Regions from separate parts of the Homo sapiens genome. Here region 2 is linked to region 1. The links are chromatin loops, found by intact Hi-C in ENCODE. Cell type or tissue: A673. All regions are shown on one strand. Links, peaks and the distances in the headings refer to the core of each region. The heading gives the core; the rest is flanking DNA. Region 1 overlaps GLB1 (galactosidase beta 1). Region 2 overlaps CNOT10 (CCR4-NOT transcription complex subunit 10).

Evidence for each region. A loop is a pair of places that touch in the nucleus more often than their neighbours do. Peaks named below come from ENCODE experiments on the same cell type or tissue, not always from the same donor. Only the 100,000 strongest peaks of a DNase experiment are listed, where the experiment ranks them.
Region 2: a loop joins it to region 1, with 5 times the contacts of the local background. A loop is called at or near these places in 9 of 110 quality-filtered maps.

The regions. Positions count from the first base shown.
Region 1 is chr3:33,070,765-33,079,100 of GRCh38, forward strand. It overlaps GLB1 (galactosidase beta 1), which reads right to left. Exons shown (of 16, transcript NM_000404.4): 2 at 1,780-1,949. It also overlaps the pseudogene SUMO2P10. Among named protein-coding and RNA genes, the nearest start is that of GLB1, 22 kb to the right of the region's middle. In A673, for the core only: CTCF peaks have their summits at 3,885 (motif pointing left) and 4,084; a DNase peak (open chromatin) is centred at 3,857; H3K27ac peaks cover 379 bases.
Region 2 is chr3:32,728,898-32,737,233 of GRCh38, forward strand. CNOT10 (CCR4-NOT transcription complex subunit 10) reads left to right here. Exons shown (of 19, transcript NM_015442.3): 11 at 4,526-4,647; 12 at 5,903-6,079. CNOT10-AS1 (CNOT10 antisense RNA 1) reads right to left here. Exons shown (of 2, transcript NR_046718.1): 2 at 1,738-2,147. Among named protein-coding and RNA genes, the nearest start is that of CNOT10-AS1, 4.4 kb to the right of the region's middle. In A673, for the core only: a CTCF peak has its summit at 4,916 (motif pointing right); a DNase peak (open chromatin) is centred at 4,924.

The DNA of each region.
Region 1 (8,336 bases), core at 90-8,089:
CCTGAGCCCACTTTAAGGTTTCAGTGAACTATGATTGAGCCACTACATTCCAGCCAGGTGACAGAGCAAGACCCCAGCTCTAAAAAATTGTTTTAATAAATAAAAATAAAAATTATATATGTCCATGTGAGGCTTAGGAAAAATAAGAATATTTTGCTGAAAAGTAGTAAGAGACATATTTATTTTTTGAAGAAATAATTTTTAGTACGTGTAGGAAAAACTCCAAGCCCTAGATCCTCTGACAAAAGATTTTGTCAGGAATCATGTGGCAGGAGGTAAAATGACAAAACCTTCTACCAGCTCCTCTGTCTACCTACAGACAGCATGGGATACAAAGTTAAATATGGAGCCATCCATTACCATCACAAAGCTCTCTTTGAAGACCCTGGGTTGTGTCATTTTGCGTGTGTGTGATCCCATGATTTCAGGGTTCCCTGGAACAGTCTTGGTCTTCCAGAACTCACTGTCGGAATTATAAACAGGTGAACTTGGGTTCACTCTGCCAGTGGCCTTAGAACCAGAATAATGAGCGCATTCTCCCTAAGTATCTATCTTCGGAATCTGCCTCTGGGTTTTCTCACTCTTCATCTTTGAGAAGTTATCAGCAATCCACATCAGCACTGCAAGAGCCAGAGCAGCCAGCCACACCAACTTTCTTGCCTGTTAGTTAGTTACTTTGCAATAGCAAAAGAGATGCAGAGAGATAGCTATTGGGATAATTCTACACCCTGAAGTTATACAATTACCGCAGCAGAACCACAAAGCCAAACTGGGTTTCAGAAATCTACCTAAGCACAAGGCTTATTCTGTTATTGGGGCTCAGAAAACAATACCCCAAAGTATGGCACCTTGGCATGCTAAGTACTTTGAACTAAAGGAGATCGGAAGGCCTTAGAAGCAAATCTTCTTTCTCTGGCCTTCTCCTGCTCTTCTGTTGCCCACCCCTCCTTCTCCCCTGAAGCAAGTCAAACCAGAATTCATCTTCCCCCAGTGTGGGTCATAGAAATTAGAACCCCTCTCTCCCAAAGCAAGCCAGAAAACCTAGAAAGGTCACCTCTCCCTTCTCCCTTCTAGACCCTCATTGCAGAGGGGTCCTGCTCCATACCCAGAAGGAAGGAATGCCACCCAGAAAGGCCAAGAAGAATCTGTTGAGGCAGGCCTTGAGGGTTTCCCACTTCAGTCCACCACCATTAGGTCAGAACCTTTCATGGAATCTAAGTGTAAAAAGTTTTCCTTGGGTCTTCTTTTCTGAAGACTCTCATGTCAGATAAAACTTACATATCTGTTATGCTTTTCTCCTGTTAACCTAGCTTTTTGTATGACTACAGCCATACCTGTGCTACAGCTGCCTGCATGCCTTCCCTTCCCTTCAAATACTAGCTGAACCTCTGACCAAAGATATGGCCTTGGGCAAATTTCAGTTTCACCAGCTATAAACAGGAACAATAATACCTATCTCGAGGAAATGGAATCATTAGTATAAAGTGCCCTGTATCTGGTAAGTGCTCAATCATTGTTACTTCTGTTTGCTTCCCCCATCCTTTTCCTTTTTAAGCTATTTATTTAATGATTTCTGATGATTAAAATTGAAGATTGGAAGAAGTAGTTAATTATTTGAAAAAGGGCCAGTCCGGCTCATGACAAGCCCCTCCCAGAACATCACACTGGACCATTTCCCATTTCTGAGCAATAAAATAGCCACCCTGAGAAATACAGTTGTATCTTCTCTCCAGAGTGGGTGTTCAGGCCTAGGTGAGAGCCACATGCCCTCCTACTTACGTCTGGATGGCGTTCAGCCCAGCCATCTTCATCTTCAGCAGCCGGTCCTTCCAGTAGAAGCGGGGCACACGGGAGTAGTGAATGCTTCCTGAGATGTAGCGAAATGGCTGGCCATCCTTGAGGAAGGAGTCCCGGCTATAGTCAATTTCAAACATCCTCTGGGTGGCATTCTACAGAGCAAGGATGGGGTCACATGAGAACTTCCACCTTCTGCATTTCAGAAGCCGATCCTTTGAGAGTAGCAAGTGACTCTCTGCCTATTGAATTTGTATAATGTGCTGATGGACTTAATGCTTGTTTTCTGAGCTATCATACAAACCATTGCTAAGCCAGGTCCACCAGGGGTACTCAGGTAAGAGAAATCATCTAAGAGGATCCACATGCAGGATTCCATAAGGCTTAGCTTCTAGAGGCCAGCACTGAGCTGACAATCAGTGGCTGAGATGATATTCCACTGTGCTGTTCATGGGGCTGGGGAACATCACACACACACACGCATGCACGCACACACGCCATTGTTGCTGTGACCTGCCTGAGCACTGGATGCACCTCAACAACAATGTCACTGGGATAACCAAGACCCATTAACAAAATTCTAAGTGTAAAATACAGGGCAAAAAGCAATGGATTAAAACTCCAGAGCCTGACGCCCCATCCTAGATATTGCTCTGAATCCCATAGTGACCTGGATAAGTCCCATCTCTAACCCTACCTCTCTTCATCCATAACTATCCAGGGTATTAGACTAAAAGAACTTTAAGGCATTTAAGGCAATATTTGTAAAATTGTGGGCCATGACCTGATTTGTGAATAATAAACTCATTTTTGGTGGCAATAAGCATCTTTTAAAAATGAAAGAATTGTCCAGGCATGATGGCTCACACCTGTAATCCCAGAACTTTGGGAGGCCAAGGCAGGTGGATCACCTGAGGTCAGGAGTTCAAGACCAGCCTGGCCAACATGGTGAAACCCCATCTCTACCAAAAATACAAAAATTAGCCGGGCATGGTGGTGCACGTCTATAATCCCAGCTACTTGGGAGGCTGAGACACGAGAATCGCTTGAACCCGGGAAGCGGAGGTTGCAGTGAGCTGAGATCACACCACTGCACTCCAGCCTGGGCGACAGAGCGAGACTCTGTCTCAAAAAAATAATAAAATAAATAAAAATAAAAATCAAAGAATAGCAGGCACCGTTGCTTATGCCTATAATGCTAGCACTTTGAGAGGCCAAGGTTGGAGGATCACTTGAGCTAAGGAGTTCAAGACCAGCCTAGGCAATTCAGCGAGGCCTCGTCTCTACAAAAAAACAAACAAACAAACAAACAAAAATTAAGCAGGCTTGGTGGCACACGCCTATGCTCCCAGCTACTTGGGAGGCTGAGGTGGGAGGACTGCTTGAGCCCAGAAGGTTGAGAGTGCAGTGAACCGTGTTCATGCCACTGCACTGCAGCCTGGGTGACAGAGCAAGACATTGTCTCAAAAAAAAAAAAAAAAGGCAAGAAAGAAAATAGAGGCTGGGTGCGGTGGCTCACGCCTGTAATCCCTGCACTTTGGGAGGCTGAGGCAGGTGGATCACGAGGTCAGGAGATCGAAAGCATCCTGGCCAACATGGTGAAACCCCGTCTCTACCAAAAATTAAAAAAAAAAATAGCTACTCGGGAGATTGGGGCAGGAGCATCCCTGGAACCGGAGAGGTGGAGGTTGCGGTGAGCCGAGATCATGCCACTGTACTCCAGCCAGGTGACAGAGCGAGACTCCGTCAAAAGAAAGAACGAGAAAGAAGGAAGGAAGGAAGGAAGGAAGGAAGGAAGGAAGGAAGGAAGGAAGGAAGGAAGGAAGGAAGGAAGAAAGAAAGAAAGAAAGAATATTACACATAGTAAAGTATTACTTTATAAAACTTTTGTTATATATACATATGTGGAGTTGTATATGTACGCATGTATATTTGGTTGCAATGTAAGATTTATTTCTACCAAGCACGATTTTAAGAAACACTGTTTTGGGGTCACTTCAGGAGCTAAAATGTTAGGATTTTGAAAGGCAAGACCTCAACGGGTGGTGGGGGTGGGGGTTCGACTGTTAAGCCGAGTGGAACACTGCCCTCTGGTGGATAAGGCAGCAACAGGCCACAGGAGCCAAGAGAACCAGGGTTTTAAGAAGCCAACTAACTAGTGCTTTCCATTATGGGTCAGATTCCTTGTGCATCTTTAGGCTTTCAAAGGTCACAATACTAGCTCTAGTCACAGTAGCATCATAGTCCATGGTGGCTTTGGGGGTTGCCCTTGAAGCTGTATTTGGAAGCAACTGTGGCAGCATGAGTCCTAGATCACACATGCCTGAAATCCAACTGGCGAGCGGAAGTTAAACAACTCAGAGAAGAATTCATAGGGGCAAATGGAGAGCTTCACTGTAAGTGAATTACATCTCAATAAAGCTAAATAAACACAAACAACTAAGAATCATTTTTAAAAGGGCAAGTGTCAATTTAACATCACTTTATTCTTCTAGTAAATAAGGTTTTAATTTCTGTTCAAAGGAAAAGTCCCCTAAACTCACAAAAATAGAAAAATTATTTCTTACACCAGGTGTCTCAATGGATGCTCTTGAAAACATTCTCATAGTATATACATGGCTAAGTGTCAAATAAGTGTTCCTCACAAGTTTCCTAAGTTCAAAGGTGGCCCATGAGGTGGGAACATTCATTAGACAGGTAGAAAGGAGGCCAAGCAACTACTGGCAGAATTCGGAAAAGGGTAGAGCTGTTTGAAATCCACCTGTCTAAGTGAAAAAGTTCAGAGGAGCAGGAGATAAGGCTGGGAAAAAATGATGGTGGGAGACAATGGAATCTGGCCTTTGTCCCATACATGGTGGGACACTGTCTCTACCCTCCAATGACCTCAGTCTAGTCTAAATATCTCCCTACCATCCATTTACAAATATAGTATTACCAAGCACCTCTTACGTGCTGAGTAATCACAGACAAGAACCACACAGATGTGGCCACAACCCATATGGAGCTTCCATCTAGCCTAGAAGAAACCCAAGGGTTAACACAGTGAGGTCGAGGCGGTAAAGTAAGGGTTAGAGCAGAATGCTGCAGCAGAAATAAATGGCAGGGAACCCAGGCATGGCAGGGTTGAGGGGAGGGGCAAGGGCAAGTTTCTCAAAGGAAGAAACACCCCAAACTGTGTTTCTCAATCTTGGCTGCACAGCAAAATCATCTACGCAAGCTTTTAAAAATAGCAAAGTTCTTTGGGAGGCCAAGGCAGGTGGATCACGAGGTCGGGAGATCGAGACCATCCTAGCTAACACAGTGAAATCCCATCTCTACTAAAAATACAAAAAAAAAATTAGCCGGGCGTGGTGGTAGGTGCCTGTAGTCCCAGCTACACAGGAGGCTGAGGCAGGAGAATGGCGTGAACCTGGGAGGCGGAGCTTGCAGTGAGCCGAGATTGTGCCACTGCACTCCAGCCTGGGCGACAGTGCGAGACTCTGTCTCAAAAAAAAAAAAAAAAAGCAAAGTTGACCTCACCCCCAGACATTCATGTTTTAATTGGTCTTGGGAGGAACCCAGACATTGGAATTTCTTAAAGCTGCCTAGATGATGTAATGTGCAGCCAAGGTTGAGAACCACTGGCCTGAGCCAAGGCCTAGGATAAAGCGAAGTTAGCCATGGGGGAAGGTGACACAGATGGAGAAAACTGCGTGTGAGGCCTGGGGGAGGGAGGGCAGGACTACAGGCCAGGAGCCACAGAGCCTCAATATAGTTGAAACATGGCAGCTGCTGAGGCAGAGGAGGAGGCCAGGGCCAGATCGAATGAGCCCTGAAGTCCAGATTCAAGGGCCCGGATTTTATGCTGAGAGCCATGGAGAGCAACTGAAATGAAAGAATGATAGGACCAGATATGTGTTTTCAAATGTTTGGCTTTTTCCTGAATGGGCAAAAAAGGCAGAAGAGATGTGGCTATGGCCCACGGTGGTGACAATGAGGTGGGCAGGAGGCAGAAGGAGGACATTCCAGGATGGTGGCCAGTTAGATGTGAGGCACAGGCGCGAACCTGAAGAGGCTCCCACTGTTCTTGGGGAGAAATCTGAGTGTCAAAATGAGAGACAGAGAGAGCGAGCATGTGAGAGACTTAAGAGATATATCAATTTAAAAAATATGACTACGTGTATATTAACACCTATCAGTTCATCGTAATTTACAGGGAGAAAAAATTCATTGGTCACTTTTGGAGACTGCTAGAGTACCAACTCATTACTATGAAAAGTGATAAATACAGAGAAAGAGTCAAGCAGTTTACTTCCCCTTCACATAAAAACTGTATTTCAGGGTTATCAAAACATTGACAATGGAAAATTCTCCACTGGATCCCAGTTAATTAAATACAGAAGGGCCCGGACACAATGGCTCATGCCTGTAATCCCAGCAATTTGGGAGGCCAAGGCAGGAGAATTGCTAGAGCCCAGGAGTTCAAGACCAGTCTGGGGAACATGGCGAGACCCTGTCTCTATAAAAAAAAAAATTAAAATTAGTGTCTCCCTCACCCACTGCTGCCGCCTCCTTCTTCTCCCACTCCTGTTGCTGCTTGCGTGCTCATTCGGTGCAGTCTTGGTACCTCTTTTGTGAAGCGGCAGCTGAGACTTAGGCGCTTGCCGTGGCAGATGAAAAGCCCAAGGAAGGAATCGAGACTGAGAACAAAGATCATATTAATTTGAAGGTGGCAGGGCAGGAGGGTTCTGTGGTGCAGTTTAGGATTAAGAGGCATACACCACTTAGTAAACTAATGAAAGCCTGTTGTGAACGATAGGGATGGTCAATGAGACAGATCAGATTCCAATTTGACAGGCAACCAATCAATGAAAGAGACACACCTGCTCAGTTGGAAATGGAGGATGAAGATACAACCGATATGTTCCAACAGCAGTCAGGGGGTGTCTACTAAAAAGGGAACCTCCCACTTCACTCCAGAACTCTGTTCTTTACAGACCAAGATCACATTCTCAAATAGAAAACTGCAATTTGGTTCCACCACATCCTGACTACTACAGTATAGTTTTCTCTATTCTTTCATTTCCCCCTTCCCCATTCCTTTATTGTACATAAAGTAACTGGTAAATGTGCACAAGTATATTACTTTTTTTTTTTTAACTAAACAGCCAATGGTACGTTTTGATTGATATCAAGTGGAGATGAGATGGGGAAAAATACCGATTCTGTAAAAATACTCCCTTTTCTTCATTAGTGGCATGCTCATTCAGCTCTTATCTTTATATTTCAGTAAGTTATTTTGCTGTTTTAACAAAAAAAAAACATAAAAATCCTTGCATACTTTATTCAATTGTAGAATGTTAATGTTTTTCATTTATCATTGTAAAACCAAGGACAATTTTATAACTTTGTTGTACATAGTTGTTAAATGTAGGGCAATTTGTCTTTAAGTAGGGATAAATTAGTCTAAAAAAAAAAAGGAATCCTAGATAGTTTTTCCTTCAAGTCAAGAAGCTTGTTGTTTAAACTTCTTGTTTAAAATAAATAAACAAACAAAATTAGCTGGTGTGGTGGCAGGCACTGGTAGTCTTAGCTACTCAGGAGGCTGAGGCAGGAAGATTGCTCGAGCCCAGGAGGTCAAGGCGATGGTGAGATGTGATAGGGCCACTGCAGTCCAGCCTGGGTGACAGAGAGGGACCCTGTCTCAAAATAACAATAAATGCAGAAGGAATAAAAGCATCTGAAAACACCTTTTCCCCAACACTTAGTGAAATGGATTTAAGCTATAATCATCAATAGATGCTAAAACCATTAGAAACACTGATGGAAATTGTGTGAAGGATTGGGCATATTTTTTGTGCTCCATCTGCTCAATTTCAGCCTCAAAAAAAGTCGAATAGCCAGACATTATGTCTCTCATGTTATGATTTAACACGAAGTACAGTCTCATCTAGAAAGTAGTCCTCATTATTGAATCAAAATCACAATTGAACCCGAATCTAATAATACCATAAGGAAGCAATAAGCCAAATCCAAAATGTGGGACATTTTAAAAGTCCAATGATTCAGTTGTTCCAACAAATCAATGGTATTAAAAGAAAGAAAGGGAGTATTATTTGGAAATGAAAGAACTTCAGAGGAATAATGGCCTAATGATTGCATTAGATCATTATATGTGATATGATATGTGTAATAAGGTATGGTACAATATTCGTAATATGAAATGATACGATATTCATTAGGTCAGTGTGAACCTGGTTTGGATCCTAATTCTTTTATTTTTATTACTTTTTATTTACTATTATAATTTTTTAAGATTTTTTGGATACAGGGTCTTGCTCCGTCACCCAGGCTGGAGTGCAATGGCTCAATCATATCTCATGGCAGTCTTGAACTCCTGGGTTCAAGCGATTCTCCTGCTTCAGCAAACTATGGCATATGTATATGATAGACTACTACTCAGCAATAAAAAAGAACAAACTACTGGTATTTGTAATAATGTAAATAAATCTCAAAAATGTTGAGAGAAAGAAGCCTTACACAATTGGGTTCATACTGCATGA
Region 2 (8,336 bases), core at 114-8,113, 340 kb before region 1:
AGACCATCCTGGCTAACACAGTGAAACCCCCGTCTCTACTAAAAATGCGAAAAATTAGCCGGGCGTTGTGGGCCTGTAGTCCCAGCTACTCGGGAGGGTGAGGCAGGAGAATGACGTGAACCCAGGAGGCGGAGCTTGCAGCTAGCCAAGATCGCGCCACTGCACTCCAGCCTGGGTGACAGAGAGACTCTGTCTCAAAAAAAAGTTCTGATAACATAATGTGGAAAGAGCTGCATTAAGCTGGATTTCCATCAATGCCTGAGGGTTTTACTTTGGTTTCAGTAAATGATACAGAGTTTATGGATTACCAGGCTGTTTCTCTCTGACACATGATTGCCCATGGTAGCTATGGGAATAGGCCAGTTTACATTGATTTCCATGCTTAGATAATCTCTAAATGGCAATTGGTGGAAGCCTTTTGAATTTCAATTTGGGAGGGATCAGTAGGAGATAGGGGAAAGACGGGTTGTGTCAGAATTACCAGATATGTGTGTCTTCCATTTGCTACCCCATGCCCTGCCCTTGCTGTGCTTTTTGGGTGTGTATAGACATTGGGAAGGTATGGTACCTGGAGGTTTTACCTTGCATGCCTACCATAGGTGATATAAGATGTTGAGGCTCTCCTCCCGCTGAACAGCAGTTTCTGAGAAGTACAAGAACTAAGGGGATTAAAGAAGTGTGTTTGCTAGTTTTCATACATGGTACTTAGGTAGTTTGTGATTTGAGTATACCAACAGAGGAAGAGATGAGTGATTTGTCTTTGAAAGACTTTAATGATTTAATTATACTTTGCTTTTTAAAAGACAACTTTCTTATTGGTTAATTCTTAACTGATAAACAGTTCTAGGCAGAATTTATACTTCTTTTTTTTTTTTTTTTTTTTTTTTTTGAGACGGAGTCTCGCCCTGTCGCCCAGGCTGGAGTGCAGTGGCGGGATCTCGGCTCACTGCAAGCTCCGCCTCCCGGGTTCACGCCATTCTCCTGCCTCAGCCTCCCAAGTAGCTGGGACTACAGGCGCCCGCCACTACGCCCGGCTAATTTTTTGTATTTTTAGTAGAGACGGGGTTTCACCGTTTTAGCCGGGATGGTCTCGATCTCCTGACCTCGTGATCCGCCCGCCTCGGCCTCCCAAAGTGCTGGGATTACAGGCGTGAGCCACCGCGCCCGGCCCAGAATTTATACTTCTTAAAGATAAAAGAAGCAAATAGAAATTGCTTATTCTCTTTAATCTGTTTATAAATTTAAGTGTTGGGCGCCTTTCTTTGGTATTTACTGGAAACCAGGGAGTTACCTTTTTCTGGGACTAGGGAAAGATTGTAAAGTTTAATATTTTCTTTTTAAATTAACTGGTTTTAGAAATAGTACTTTTAGGATTGTGTTCTACAGAAGCCATTAAGCTTACAAGGTCTCCTCCCCTCCCCCTAGAGGAGAAGGAGCGGGAGGGGAGGATAAGTATTTTCCATATTAATATGCTGCCAGTCCTGTTTTTTTTTCTAGAAAAGTTGTAAATTTGTAATTTTTAAAAAATGGTAAAGATGACTTTCGGTTGCCATAACTTCATGAACACACACAATTTGTGCTGCTAATAGGAAACTTGCCACCAGTAATATCTTTGTGCTTTTCCTCCTCCTAAAAAAAAACTTTAGGGTAACCTAAAAAACAGTAAAAACAAGCCCAAAACACTAATAAAATCAGAGGACAAATCCCAATACGAGTAATTGTAAACTCCAAATAAAATTCCATAAAATTTGTTTTATTTAGTCAGGACAGGAGGTATGCTGAACAAAGTAGTTTGTACCTTCAGAAATAAATTCATTTTGGATTTAAAAAAATTAACTTGTTTATGCTAAGGAGGACATTTTGTCCTGAATATCTGGTACATATTATTTCAGACTTGGCAGAGGCAAGGCTTATATTTACCTGGGCAGTGTATAAATATGGGAAAAGATCTGCTAAACAAAAATAGTCCCAATATTTTAATTATGTATGATCCTTTTACCTTAAAACTTATCTGGCACACTTTCTGGCTATCGGTGCTTGAAGGTATGGATTATTATTCTACGTTTTTTAGTTCCATTCCATCGTGGGCCAGTTTGTTTTCATCTGTTGCATCTTCGTATCTAGCCATTTGGATCAGTTTTCATGGCCTTAGCAATAAGAAAAGAGAAGAGAATATGGATGAATCCATGTAAATTGATTACCACAACTAGGAAAAGAAGTCAGAACGGAAGTCCTCACAATAATGGTTTAAAATATCCACTTTTTCATTAATATTGCATGGCCTTCTCTATACACAATTAGTTTTGATCAGAGAAGTTTTATTGTATTTTTTAGCACTGTGTAGTATGTTCTTTATTAAAAGTCATATATGGAAGTGCAACTATAATAAGTTACATTCAGGAGCAATAAGTAACAGTACAGAAACATTTGTGTTTAGAGAAAAGACTTTTTGCAGGGCAGAGATTAGTTTTGCAAATTCATATTGATTGACTCCGGTTTGTTCTGGTATGTGAGAATTTGGATGTCATTATAAGATAACTACTTGGGATTCCACCTGCAGGTAAATTAGAGACTTGTTTTATTTTATTTTATTTTTGAGACAGAGTCTCACTCTTCACTCAGGCTTGAGTGCAGTGGCGTGATCATGGCTCACTGCAGTCTCGACCTCCCTGGTGTCAAGCGATCTTCCCTCCTCAGCTTCCCTAGTAGCTGGGACTATAGGCATGCATGACCGCACTTGGCTAATTTTTGTATTTCTTTGTAGAGGTGGAGTTTCACCACATTGCCCACACTGGTCTCAAGTTCCTGGGCTCTAGCGATCCACCCGCCTCAGCCTCCCAAAGTTCTAGGATTACAGGTGTGAGCCACCTTGCCCAGCTTAGTTTTATTTTTTAGATTTGGCCTAGAGCAGTGGTTCATGCCTGTATTCCCAGCACTTCGGGAGGCTGAGGCGGGTGGATCAGAAGGTCAGGAGATCAAGACCATCCTGGCTAACATGGTGAAACTCCATCTCTACTAAAAATACAAAAAATTAGCCAGGTTGTTGTGGCACCCACCTGTAGTCCCAGCTACTCAGGAGGCTGAGGCAGGAGAATTGCTTGAACCTGGGAGGCGGAGGTTGCAGTGAGCCGAGATTGTGCCACTGCACTCCTGCCTGGGTGACAGAGTGATACTCCATCTCAAAAAAATAAATAAATAAAAGATTTTTTCTGGCTGGGCGCGGTAGCTCACACCTGTAATCTCAGTACTTTGGGAGGCCGAGGCGGGCGGATCACTTGAGGTCAGGAGTTTGAGACTAGCCTGGCCAATGTGGTGAAACCCCATCTCTACTAAAATACAAAAATTAGCCAGGTGTGGTGACAGGCGCCTGTAATCCTAGCTACTCGGGAGGCTGAGGCAAGAGAATCACTGGAACTCAGGAGGTGAAGGTTGCAGTGAGCCGAGACAACACCGCTGCACCCAAGCCTAAAGAAAAATTTTCCAGCCTCAGCAACTTGGCAAAACCCTGTCTCTAAAAAAAATAAATAGAAAAATTAGCCAGTCATGGTGGCACACACCTGTACCTGTAGTCCCAGCTACTTGGGAGGCTGAAGCAGGAGGATCACTTGAGCCCAGGAGGCCGAAGTTGCAGTGAGCCGAGATCATGCCACTGTACTCCATCCTGGGCAACAGAGCCAGACCTTGTCTTAAAAAAGAAAAAAAAGAAAGGAAAAAAAAAAAGGTAGATACAGGGGGGTCTCACTATGTTGCCCAGGCTGGTCTCACACTCCTGGTTTCAAGTGATCCTCCTGCCTTAGCTTCCCAAAGGGCTGGGATTACGGGCATGAACCACTGCACCCAACCAAATTAGAGACTTAGAATGAAGGGGGATCATTAATCAAATTATCACTGTGAGCTCTGTAGTGAGATAATACATCTTAATCAAATATCCTAAAGTACTATGTATGTGTAAGTAGCTTTTATTATTTTCAGTTTAATGTTTATTCATTTGGTTTGGGGATTTTAATTTCCTAGAAGGCAAGTATTGTGTCCATGTAAATTTTTACCACGTACAGCTTATTAAAGTTTATATATTGTTGACAATGTAATTAATACTTTGAATTAAGAAGGAAATGATCTGTGTTTAGGAAGTGGAGCGACTTCCTTTTTCTTTTACACTATTTTGGGCTCTCTTATTTTCCTTACTCTGATGTCAAAGTACCTGTAACATGTAGCATGGTACTGGAGGTCTAGAATATTCTAAGTAAATGATTCTAAATAAATTATTGGGACATAATTGAATTGGATTTTGTTCGTAGAATTTTCTCCAATCTCATGTAAACAAAATGTAGCACATATCCCAGATTTTCAGCCTTATATACTTTTTCCACTAATACCAAACATGTTTCCATTATCACCAAAAAAAGTCCTCATTGACTTTAAGAACTTTCTTAAATTTAGAGTAATTGTGAGAGATATTCCCTCATTTTTTATACCACATCTTACAATTCCCTTAAATTTATTGGAAATTATTTGTATTTTGTAGACTTCTGAACAAGAAACTAAAGGCCTTCCCAGCAAAAAAGGAATTGTACAGTCTATTGTTGGTCAAGGCTATCATCGTAAAATAGTTTTGGCATCACAGTCTATACAGAATACTGTTTATAAGTAAGTATTTTGCAAAGAAAAAGTGTATATATATTTAATACTAGTTTACATAATGTTACTTATATATAAAAGTATGATTAGGATTTATCATTGCATAGGAGGAACCACTTTGTAACTAGATTTTATTGCTATTTCAACAAACAGACCCTCATGTATAGGTCCATAGTGAATGTTATCTAACATGATTTTGGTTTATTACATCCATGGGTGCTGCAATTATTGATGGCCTAGGAAACCCTAGTCTGTTCAGTGCCATTATTAAGAATGTCCAGAAGAGGGCATCTTGGTATTTCCTTTTTATGTACTTTTGGTTATCATTGATACTTTTCATTTGGGTATTTTCTTATAGTCCCTAGGACTGAAAATACATGAAAGGGAATTCTTACTATTCAGAGAAAAAAGGTGTATTAAAACATAAAGCAACCAAAGCAGTATAGAAGCTGTCACATGTATAATCTTCATTTGACAATTTGGAATTGCCATTATTTGTAAAGTGGCAAACTTTGCAAATAATTAGCTGCCTTAATTTGTTTTTGTCAAAGAAGAAAATTGTTCTCTACCATTTAAAAGTTTTTCCACAGTTTAAAAAATATCTGATACACAATAATTTAGTCTTAATTTAGTTAAACTATAATGCAAGAATATTTTTTAAAACTATTATGATAAAGCATTTCAAAGTTTTAAAGCAATTTCAAAGTTGTTACTACTTTTCAAAATTTTATTTTTCTCTAGTAAAGATTCTCTTTGGGTATATCAAACCAACAGAAAGTTGTATAAAATGTCAATGAAATTATAAGACAAAAAGTAATGTTGGTGTTTCAAAGTGTATAGAGGCATTTTTGAAAGCAAGGATCAACCAAAGTAAGGCTCAAACGTGAAAATCTGTTTTCTTCCCTTTCGTCCCATTCTTAGTATACCTCTCCTTGCCCTCATTACAGTTGCCCTTGTCTGCAGTTTCTCTAGTATGTTAACATTAACATTGTGATATACATCAAATTATCTCTTCTCCTTGGTCTCATTCCTAGAGACACAGTGTATGTAATTTATATACTTGCAATCCATTATTTATACTATTTACAACCTATACTTAGGATTTGGGTTCTTTAGCATGCTTTTATAACTGCTTATATTAAAATTTCTACCTATCAAAAGGCATAGCTTTCATTTATAATCAATTGGTTTTATTCCTCATAATAAAAGAGCCTTATTTTAAAATATTTTATCCACTTAGCTAATTTGGTTTTGTTCTTTTAAGTGATGGGCAGTCTTCGGCCATTCCTGTAGCCAGTATGGAGTTTGCAGCCATATGTCTCAGAAATGCCTTGTTGCTGCTACCTGAAGAACAGCAAGATCCAAAGCAGGAAAATGGGGCTAAAAATAGTAATCAATTAGGTGGGAACACAGAGAGCAGCGAAAGCAGTGAAACTTGCAGGTATTCTAATCCTTGTGACCTCCTTTGGCAAAATCCTTTCAGGACTTCTTTAGTAAACCCTTTGTTCTTTAAGTAAATTCCTAAAATCTTCAACCTGAATTTCTGAAATTCTGTTTTGCGTAACAAGAAAGGAAAGTATTTATGTTTCTGAGTCTTTCTGGAAGAGAGAAATAAGGTGAAGGCTAAGTTAGGAGAGATCCTTGAAAAAGAAAAGTAGAAAGTAGCAGCTTTGGCCGGACGCAGTGGCTCATGCCTGCCTGTAAAAGGCTGAGGCAAGAAAATTGCTTGAACCCAGGAGGCAGAGGTTGCAGCGAGCCGAGATTGTGCCACTGCACTCCAGCTTTGGCGACAGAGTGAGACTTCATCTCAAAAAAGAAAGTAGCAGCTTTTCATTGACAAGAGGGATATTTGTAAGAAGTCCTGTTGTCAGACAGCTTTAAAAAAAATTTGGCCAGGTGTGGGGGCTCACGCCTGTAATCCCAGCACTTTGGGAGGCCAAGATGGGTAGATCACTTGAGGTTAGGAGTTCAAGACCAGCTGGCCAACATGGTGAAACCCCGTCTCTACTAAAAATACAAAAATTAGCTGGGCGTGGTGGTGGGCACCTATAATCCCCACTACTGGGAAAGCTGAGGCAAGAGAATTACTTGAACCCGGGAGGCAGAGGTTGCAGTGAGCCACGATCATGCCACTGCACTCCATCCAGCCTGGTGACAGAATGAGACTCCATCTCAAAAAAACAGAAAATTTATTAAAATAAACACTTGACTCCTAAAGCTGCTTATTTCTTATTATCCTCTGTCTATCCTCTTAATATACTATAATCACTAACCTCCAGAATATTTTTGTATATTTCTGGTTTTCTAGTATAAATTCAAAATTATGCAAATCTAGGCAGGGTGCTGGAGGAGGCCAAGAGTTCAAGTCTAGTCTGGGCAGCATAGCAAGACCCCATCTCTTCAAAAAAATTAAAAATAAGTAAATAAAAATTATGTGACTATAGAAATTGGGAGAACTTTTGGTAAGGACAAAACACATACCATTATATATAGGGAATTCAGCTTTTTTCTTTCTTTCTTTTCTTTTGTTTTCTTTTTGTTTTGTTTTTTGTTTGTTTGTTTGTTTTTGAGACAGAGTCTCCCTCTGTCACCCAGGCTGGAAAGCAGTGGCACGATCTCAACTCACTGCAACCTCCACCTCACAGGCTCAAGCGATTCTCCTGCCTCAACCCCCTAAATAGCTGGGATTATAGGCCCAGCGCCACTATGCCCGGCTAATTTTTGTATTTTTAGTAGAGATAGGGTTTTGCCATGTTGTCCAGGATGGTCTTGAACTCCTTACCTCAAGTGATCCTCCCTCCTCGGCCTCCCAGAGTGCTGAGATTGCAGGCATGAGCCACTACACCCAGCTGGAAATTCTGCTTTTTATACATGGCATCGTTAAACTTACATCTCCCATCCCAGCATTTTTTCTTGATTATAATAGCAATCAATACATATTTACTATAGAAAATTTGGGCCAGGCATGGTGGCTCACACCTGTAATCCCAGTGCTAAGGGAGACCAAGGCTGAAGGATTGCTTGAAGCTAGGAGTTCGAAGCTAGCCTGTCCAACATAATGAGACCCCATCTCTACAAGAAATAAAAAAATTAGTTGAGTGTGGTGCCAGGCACCATTAGTACCAGCTACTTGGGAGGCTGGTGTAGGAGGATCGCCTGAGCCCAGGAGTTTGAAGCTGCAGTGAGCTATGATCATGCCACACTGCACTCCAGCCTGGGCAACAGTCTCAAAAACCCAGTCTCAAGAAAAGGCAGGGGTTGAGGGGTCAGGGTAATTAGAATAATGAGAAATGCGCGAAAATATTCAGTTATTTCCCTTTTGTAGTAAAGATACTGTTTTCAGTTAGAGATTTTTTAAAGCAGTATTGGAGGGGTGGGGGCAGTGGGGGAAGAAACTAATATACAATATAGCTTTAACATGTTAGTGTTACCAAATTACTAAGTATTTCCATTGTTTAACTCTTTTACACTTTTGTTGTAAAAAGTTACATGGGAGGCCGGGCGAGGTGAGACACCTCTGTAAATCCTAGCACTTTGGGAGGCCAAGGCAGGTGGATCACCTGAGGTCGGGAGTTCGAGACCAGCCTTGCTAACATGGTGAAACCCCGTTTCTACTAAAAATACAAAAAATTAGCTGGGCGTGGTGGTGTGCGCCTGTAATCCCAGCTACTTGGGAGGCTGAGGCGGGAGAATCACTC